Linked DNA regions of Homo sapiens: region 1 is linked to region 2. Evidence: read pairs that join two places in POLR2A ChIA-PET (ENCODE). Cell type or tissue: MCF 10A. All regions are shown on one strand. Each heading gives the region's core, and the rest is flanking DNA. Links, peaks and the distances in the headings are about the cores only.

Region 1 (4,747 bases), core at 391-4,390, 75 kb before region 2:
TTTGCTGAGAATGTGGTGTGTGTGTGTGTGTGTGTGTGTGCGATGAGGGGATGAGGGACTGAGCAAAGTTCAGTGATAGGCTAACATGCTAACTAACATTAGGGAGTAATATGGTTTGGAATGTGTATTTCCCTACTAAATGGCACTGCTTTTCTAGCCTTATTAATCTTGCAGTCGAAATTGACCACTACCTATTCCTGGAAACTGTCCCAAACTTTCTTTCTTCTTAGATTTTGATTATTCCTGAAATGCCTCTTTCATTCCTCAGAAAAAAATCCCCAACATAAAAGGCCCATTTCAAATAGCTTCTTTTCCAAGGAGGTTTTTCTAATTTTTTTCAGACGTGACGTTATCTATTCCATCATCAAACCCCACTGTGATATTTGTTATTTGTAACCCCTCTTTAGCATTTTTCTTAGCTTGTCTTGTAGTGGACCCATTTGTGTCTTTGTCATTTTAATTTCTCCTATAGTAATTACCTACCAAGTGGGTACTTAATATTACTTAAAAGAAATTTTCTTTCACCTCTCAACTTTATAGAATGGCTGCTGGATTATCTTGGGTCTATCTCAGTTCTCTATAGCTCACTCACAAAGTTCATCTGGGTTGAGAACTCAACACCACACACTTCTAAGAAAGAAAAGAGCTTTAATTATTATTATTATTATTTCTACAAAGAGGAGATAAAGAATGTAAAGATAAAAGTGGTCATCCTTATCTCTTATTCCCTGGTTGTTCTGATCTTATTCTTATCCTCAGGATGAATGTAGAGGTTAATGTAAATATTAACCATATTAATATTAAATACCCAATCCCCCCACCAAATGACTTTACTGTAGATACATATTTCGTTGCTTATTTCATGGGAGAAATTCTAAAGTGTAAAGTGAGTTTTAAATTAGCAAGGTGGGCACAATAATACTACTTCCATATGCCTGAGTCTGTATTAATGGTCCTGCCTATTGCCATTGCCCATCAGAACACAAGCCCCACTTACACTACAGTAGTTCTCCTCTGCCCCTAAGCCATTATATCAGGTACAGGAGATTGTGAGATTAATTACTGTTGTCTCAGCTGTAGCCTATAGAGGAAGATAAAAGGTGATCATCGAAATCAAAACATTTCTTCAGCTTTAGCCCACATTGTGTTCATCTGTGTTGCTAACACAAAGTTTTATCTGAGTTTTAACTTTTATATACCATATATATTCAACAACTAACTTAAACATTATATTAATTTGCTACTTCTACTGCCTCCCCGACACCAAGGATAGAAAACATAATATCTTGAAGGAAAATTATCATACATGAGAACTAATACCTAATTTTTTTCTTCCTTTAAGTTATAGTGATTACAAACACAAATTCAAGAACTATCCCACACAAACACAACGTAGTTCCAAAGAGTTTAATTGCTACCTGTTCCATAAATCTTTGCTTCCTGTGAGTTTTTGTTTATTAGCTGTATTTTTGTAGATAATAGGGTTGTAAGGGTGAGAGGCTGACTGTCTGCTACAAAGAAGGGACCCATAGAAGGTCTAGACCTGGATTTTTGTAACACAACAATCCAGCATCTAATCCTCAGCTTTGAAGATCCAGCTTTTCTGATTTTTTTCTGGGAAACCCAAAGAGACAGTCTCATTTAGCACTAGGTTTTTCAGAATAATTATTACTAGCACTCCATTTTGCTCTCAGAAGTGTCCCAATATAGATAATACATTATGTAGTCAACATATCTATAGGTGATATAGCACTGGAGAATCATTCATATTAACCTGCCTCAGTTCACAAGAAGCTTAGGATTCTTTTCTTTTTGCAATTAACCAAAACACAACTCACTTGAGCTTGAGAAGAAAAAAAAAAGAGAGAGAGAATCAATTACTTCCAAAACAGGACAGATCCAGGTCTCAGTATCTCAGTGTTGATAGAATTCTTACCTCTTCTTACCCTTCTGTCTTCCTCAGTGCTGCTTGTCTCTCCTCTTTTTGATCGTAGCTCTTGTTCTCTCCCACTGCAGTCATTTTCTCTCCTTTGGATGTTCCTCTCCTAGTCTCGATTCCATTCTTATAGCTCTTCATCTAAAAGAAAAACCAGACTCTTTCCCTCAGTGCCTATATCTTACAGGTAGTATCTGAATGACTTGGGTCTGGTGCTCACTTCTTAAGGAGATTATTATGGGAAATGGTAGCATGACTGGCCAGGTCTGGGATATATCCTTGTACCTCCTGGATGTCCACTTACTAGCTGTAGGAAAAGCAAGATGAGTAGGACACTAACACCTCTAATAGAAAACAAGTTAAAAAAAAAGCTAAAAAGGGACACAAATATCAAAATGGGGTTCAATTATAGGGGAGATAACACATCACTTGAGGAAATTAGAAAAATCTTCTTGGAAGAGATGCCAATTGAAATAGATGCTAAAAGTTGAGTGAGATTTGACAGTACGAAAGGAGTCTGAAATAGCACTGAGATAGACATTGACAAGAGGAAGATTGCTCTCCAAAATTTTGACTTAAAATAAGAATCATTTATTTTGTTACTCATCCTGAAAGTCACAGAATTAGGCTGAGCTCAGCCGGGCTGTTCTGGGTTTGACTGGCTGGGCCTCCCCATGTGCCTGTAATCAATTGAACATCAGCTAAGCAGCTCTGTTTCTGGGGTTGGCTGACTTCCAATTGAAGTGACTCAGCTTTTTTCCCCATGGTCTATTACCCTCAGTAGGCTAGTTTGGGCTTGTTCTCATAATAGAGGAAAAAATCTCAAGAGAGAGCAAAAGTCCACAAGACCTTCTGAGAGTTAGGCTCAGACAGGCAAAATGTAATTTCTATCACATTCTATTGGCCAAAACAAGTCACTAGCCCAGCCCAGAGTCAGCAACTGGGGGAAAAGTCTCTACCTCTTGATCATTGTAAAAGGCATTTATACACAGAGGAACAGAAAATTGGGCTGCTTTTGCAATCTACAACAGTGTTTTACCGAAATAAGATAATTAGAGAAGTATTTTGGGTAGACAAAGCTATACTTAACAGCTAACATTTATTGAGTTGTATTTTTTTTCTCTAATTTCATTTTTATCCTGACCTTTATCTTTTGTCAGAATACTTAACTTGCTAAAGTGTCTGACCCGTGTCCAATTGTTCTTCTCACAGGAAACTTATTTACACTGGCAAATGCCCTTGTGACTCTCACCAGACCTGTGAATAGTTTATTCCTACCAAGATAGCCACTCTGTAGGAGAGCCCTGACTGGAAAAGAAGTTAGGTTCGGGTATGTTGGTCGTGTGAGATGCAGAAGAGGCAGCACAACAAAACACATGGTATATTAATCCGTTTTCACACTGCTAATAAAGACATACCAGAGACTGGGTAACTTATACAGGGTAGATGTTTAATGGACTCACAGTTCCACATGGATGGGAGGCCTCACAATTATGATGGAAGGCAAGGAGGAACAAGTCACGCCTTACATGGATGACAGCAGGCAAAGAGAGAGCTTGTGCAGGGAAACTCCCCTTTTTAAAACCATCAGATCTCGTGAGACTTATTCACTATCACGAGAACAGCACAGGAAAGACCCACCCCCAAGATTCAATTACCTCCCACTGGGTCCCTCCCACAACATGTGGGAATTGTGGGAGCTACAATTCAAGATGAAATTTGGGTAGGGACACAGCCAAACTATATCACATGGAATAATAGAAGCAGTTTTATTACTCACATATACCCTAGAGAGAAGAGAGCAGCACATTTTTCAGGACCGACAGGAAGGAGGGAGTCCAGGACACACACTCAACTGTCAAGTGGGGAGCAAGAGAGATAGAGTAAGAGACCTGAGGTCCAAAGACTTTATTGGGGTTCAGGCCATTTCCTAGGTAGATTTCCGGTGGGGAGTTACAACTGGTGGGTTTAAGAGCAAGTGGGCAGTTTGATGCAGTCCTGCAGTGACTGAAAGGTGGTCACTGTGGCCTATCTACAAAGCACATGCCACATGTGGGAGTGGGTAGAGCAAGTAGGTTGAATGTAACTATCTCGTAGGGAAGTAGTCACCAGGAGGCAGTTAATGAGACAGATATCTGAATGAAACACCTTGAAAAACTGGGAAGAGGTGGAGAACTGAAAACTCTGTCAAGGGTGACTAAGCTCTGCCTCTTGTATGAGGAAGTCAAACCTATTAACTCATTGAATATGGAAAGTCAAGCCATTTACATTCAAAATGGATGTTGAAGCAACATACAATTATAAGAATTCATTATATTTGTACTTACTATGTGTCAAGTGCTGTTCTAAGAACTTCACATATATTAACAGATTTTAATTATTGTGATATCCTTTATTTCAGAGAAACAGACTACCTGCATATGAACGTTTAGGCAGGGTTTACTAATAGTAAAGGAAACCTAGCTGGGTCTAAAGTTAGGAATTCCCTGCACCCTGGGCTGTTGCTCCTCATTAGAAGTTAAGCTACCCAGCATAGTCACTGCTTAAGTTCCCAGCTGCCTATGTAGAATGTGACAAATAATAGGATAGTTTTGACTTTCTTCTTTCAATCCAATTGCAATCTACTGAGGCAAATATGATATGATATTATATGTTATAAGATCTCATGTTTACATATGAGAGTAATATGTTTTTATTGGGCCAGAATTATAGCTAAGATTTGAAGATGAAATAGAAGTTAACTGCATATTCCCATACTCTAAAGAAAGCCATTATATTAGTCTGTTCTCACTCGGCTAGGAAGAAATACTT
Region 2 (4,747 bases), core at 409-4,408:
ATGTTAAGCTTTGATATTTTTGGCTGTTTTTATTCCTTATCAAGTTTAATACTATTCTTAGATTTTTGGAATGGTAAGAAGGAGAGAGAAGAGTTGCAAGAGGCCAATACTTCTTCTGTGACTTTTTTTTTTCTATTTTCGCCAGTTTCTTGGTTGCTCAAGTCAGCAATTAAAACTGCAGATTGAAAGTTTCAGCAACTCAGGGTATAATCTAACATCTATTATAGAAAATTAGCTTGTGCTCTTAACCACACTTTATGTTGTCTCTTGTAAATGTGAAGACAATTTGAAAAGTTAACTAAGATTATTGTGATAAAAATCATTAAGAACATTAAGATAAAAATGACTAATTTTTTTTATTCAGCATTTATTGGGTACCTACTAAGTGCCAGATAGTGTCCTAGGTGCTAAGGATAAAGCATTAAAAAAAATCTCTCTTCTCATGGAGTCTGAATCTAAAGAGGTGAGTTAAATTAACAGACCAAATGGGAGAAATAGCCTTGGAATTGGGATGGGGAAGGCCTAGATTATAGTCTTTTGGGGCCTGTGAGGATTTAATGAACTCTACTATCTCAAATTCTCAGATGTTTAATCCGTAACATTGGCATAATGACAAAAGATGTCCATATTTACAGGATGTTATAAAAATTAAACTTTTAAAAACATGAAACCCACCTCAAAAATGTAGCATCCTCTCTAAAAGTACTTTTATTATTGGAATTAGTATGTTCAGAGAAAAATAAGGGAGAAAAATATCACTACTAAGCAATTTTGAAGCCTGGGTGAAGAAATACATTTAAGGTGTTACCATTCTTAGACTTGCCACTGATTTTAAGAGGTATCAGATAGATGTTAGAGAGCCTTCATATCATGAACCCGCTAAAAAATATGGAAGTTCGCCTTTTCCTTTTTCTGTTTCTTTCATTCAAGTGTCACCACTGGAGAAAGAGCCAGTTTAGAAATGTAGAAAGAGAATTATTTTTTTAAAAAAGTATATAAAGCTTTGGGGTGCAGATCAGGAGCAACTTCTTAGGCAAGGGTGGCTTTTACTGGTATAAAGTCAACTTTCACCTATTGAATTCTTCCTTATTAAATTATGAATCCCCTTTTCCAACACGCTCTAGACCTCAGACCAGTAAAATTAGTGGGAGTGTTTACCCTGGTTTAAACAGATTTTTCCCCTTTTTTGTGGTTGTTTTGGGAGTTGAGGGCAGGAGGTGGGAGGAGAAAACAAGGAAATGCCAGCTTGGGAAATAATCACCCTTTATTAGATTAGGTCAATGGGAAAATACGCACTGATGCCAAACTTCTAACTAGTGAACTCTTGGAACTCAAACTGTTTACAAAATATGAGATGCCTGTAATTGCAATTATATCACTTCTCAGTAGAACTTGGAGACACAGACCTTGACAAGTGGTCAAATCAGTTTTACATAAACTGCAATCCTCCAAGCTTTAAATAGTCCAAATATTTTTTTAATTATGGAAAAAGTAAATGATAATAGGGGAATAATAATATTATCATTAATAAAATCACTCCAAGGGGACTAGACTTCATTCATCATAAAATCTGAAACTAGATTAGTGACAGGATGGGAAGTTTTCATGTGGTTTACCACCCTGTTGTTCTTACTTCATGCTTATTCATTTGCAAATGATTTTTTCCCCCCAAAAAAGCCTGAGTGCCTCCCAATTCTTTTCTGTGGGAAGAAGTGGGAAGGAAAGTATTATGGCTAGCTCACATCAGTGGATTTTAGCTATGAGCCTTTGGAAATGTTGCATATATGGTAGAAAGAGAAGAGACCTTTGGGGAAAGACAGAATCTGTGTTCTAGCCATTCTTAAGTATGTGTTTCTAGCCACAGTTTTATTAGAGATCAAAAAGCATATACATTACACATATCATAGGCTTTCTTTTCACACTAAATTAAATAATATATTTTGAGCCCATGGTATGAAATATGCACTCAGCAAATATTAATTCTCCTACTCAATTTGTAAGGCCTCTGATGGAAAGAATCATAGTGAATTCACTGAAAAACCTAGATTTGGTGAGAAAGATGTTTCTGAAAAATTTGGGGATTTGTGTTAATCAAGGTGAAAATATTGAAACTAGTCGCTCTAGTAGCAGAGCTTAATGTATTTATACCCTCATTAAATTTCCAGTTTACTGGGGAACAAGATACTAATTAAAAGTCACACAAATGAATAACCGAATTAGGAACTTTGAAAGAAAGGAATGTAGTTCTCTAAGAGTGTGTAACAGTAAAGTCACTCCTGAACAGGAAGCTTGAGAAAAGGATGGTTTGGGAACAGAAGTTCCTGAGGTATTGTGGTGGCATTTCTAGGGAACAAAGTTCAAGCTTTTTGAAAAGCCTTTGGAAAGTAACAGGATGATGGTGACAGTCAGAAAAAGCTCAAGGAAGAAACAGACATAGATGACTGTCAGAGACTAGGGAAGAGATTTGTGTGGGTGATAGCTGGGGAATTTGGTTACATAGTCAGATTCAAAGAAAGCAGTTTCAGCCACAGCTGATAAAGCAGAACTGAGGGCCGGATAGACGATGATTATACTCTTTCAACTATGAAAAATAGAAGAAAGAAAAGGGTATAGAAGAACGGAGAGAAGAGAGAGAGGAGAGAAACAGAGTGAACAGAACGCAGGCTAGCCCTCAGGACGAAGGGTCACCCAGCAAGGGCGGAGAGTAGCCATAAAGAATAGAAGGTAAAGGAGGAGCCCGCTGACTGAAAGGCAAAACTCAGAAGAGGCAGATTAGTGCTTTCAATTTGTGGCAGCTAAATGAGTAACATGAGCTCCTGCACCTGTAATTTACCTAATCGGCAGACAGTTTGTGCCCAGAGATTCCCAAACGCTGTGGTAAAAATAGTTTTGCACTTAGACCTACAGAACATCTGAGTCACTTCAGAGAACCTGGGGGAGGGGCATAAACCAAGCAGAGGAAAAGGAAAGATATTAAAGGCGAATCTTCTGCAATCTCCAGTAAGTGGCAGTGAGAAGTTATGCGTAGAAATGGGGCTGGACCTAGATTAGGAAGGGCTTCGGTTTCCAGGCCCACCATGGAGCACCCTTTTAAAAACAGCACCAAGGAAATGAGTCTAGAACAAGCGAAGGGGGAACCAACGAGGCTGCTCTTCAGATAATTCAAGAAACACATTTTTGCTCTTTGCTCTCACTCCTGATTCCAAAAATCTGTATTCAGTTATGTACTAGCTGCAAAACGACACTTAAGAAGGCTGCTATTCATTTCTTAATTCTCAGGCATAATTTCCAGGGAAGGTGACAATGAATGCTTTTCTCCCTGAGAAACACATATTCCTCAGTGCAAAACATGAAGCCTTCTTCATAATTCTGCACCTCCGTCCCCCCGCTTTTATTCAGATTTCTGAATTTAAGATTAAAATTTGGAAACCATTAGAATTTTTTCCAGGTTAAGTATTCTTTCCTGGTGAGGGGCCAACTGGCATAGGTTTGCTTAGGACTGAGCAGGTACCCAGGAGGCCAGATTTTCAGTGCTAAAACTGGGGAAATCCTGGTCAAGTCAGAATGAGTTTGTCATTCTATTTCCCAGAAAAAGCCCATAGAAACTGACATACATCTATTCATAAATAAGAACAATGTACAGAGTGCAGGATATATAAAGTATAGATTTTTTATTTAAAAAATTACTGTGATTATAAATATGGGTTTTGATATTAGACAAAGTTCTAGGCCCAGCTCTACTACTTGCTAATCATTTGACATCGGACATGTTTTATAATTTTTCTAAGCTTTAATTAACTAGTCTATAAAATAGAAATAATATTACTTTATAATATTGTTTTAAAGGTTAAATAATGTCAATAAAATCCAATATACAGTATCTAGCACATAAACAACATTCAACACAAATTATTTCAGCTATGATTGAAGGAAAAAAAATCATCCATTCCTTGTTGCTTCAATAAATCAAACCCTACTTTTTTGTTTTCTATATGAACAAAATTTTACATAATGTCATATGATAGAATGCAAATTTTGTTACTTTTTATTTAAATATAAATACAATATAATATTATGTATATATTGCCTTTTTCAAAGAAAATATTATATAAACATTTTATGATGCTAAAACAACTAATATTTTAAATGTTCAAAATCCAAAATATATGGAATGATTTTCCTATGATGTTTAATTCTTTTAAAAATGCAATGAATCATGATATTCAGATGACCCCAATTATAGTGGTGCTTGGTGTTACTAGCTTGCTAAGATAAACAAATGTCTCTAGTATAGTATGGTTAGCCAAGTATTTTGTTACTGCCCTCCAACTGGCTGGTTATGACATATTGCCCAAAATGTTTGGTGCTTTAATGGCTGTGTCAGGGTCTACCGTGACAGATAGCCACCACTGTACAAACACATTTATTCCATAAAGTTTCCCTACCAGTTTGGAAGAAAAAGTTGTTTAATCAGATATTCACTTACATCTCACGTTTTTTTTGAAAGTCCAGACATTTTTGTCTGTGGATAATACATGTTAGTTTTTAGGTTAGTGAGTGATAGAAAGTTATAATGTGTTTAAATTGCATATAATCTGGAGCTTTTTAAAGTACAGGCATTACATGTTCAACATGTCACTGGTCATATAAAATTAATCATATTAAATTTTATCTTCCCTGATTTTATATGATTTGGGCTAAGTGTTGTCATATTAGAAAAGACTGTCTGTGAATTTTACAATATTAG

Evidence for each region. Peaks named below come from ENCODE experiments on the same cell type or tissue, not always from the same donor. Only the 100,000 strongest peaks of a DNase experiment are listed, where the experiment ranks them.
Region 1: POLR2A ChIA-PET joins it to region 2 with 8 read pairs; 1 of 35 experiments calls an interaction of 5 or more read pairs at or near these places.

The regions. Positions count from the first base shown.
Region 1 is chr12:80,776,235-80,780,981 of GRCh38, reverse strand. No RefSeq gene overlaps it. Among named protein-coding and RNA genes, the nearest start is that of LINC01490, 15 kb to the right of the region's middle. RefSeq lists enhancers at 2,588-2,817, 2,062-3,261. In MCF 10A, for the core only: no CTCF peak of the experiment used is centred there; a DNase peak (open chromatin) is centred at 2,681.
Region 2 is chr12:80,701,165-80,705,911 of GRCh38, reverse strand. The region is part of intron 1 of LOC105369867 (a long non-coding RNA gene); the gene reads left to right. Among named protein-coding and RNA genes, the nearest start is that of MYF6, 4.1 kb to the left of the region's middle. RefSeq lists an enhancer at 2,741-2,800. In MCF 10A, for the core only: no CTCF peak of the experiment used is centred there; a DNase peak (open chromatin) is centred at 2,881.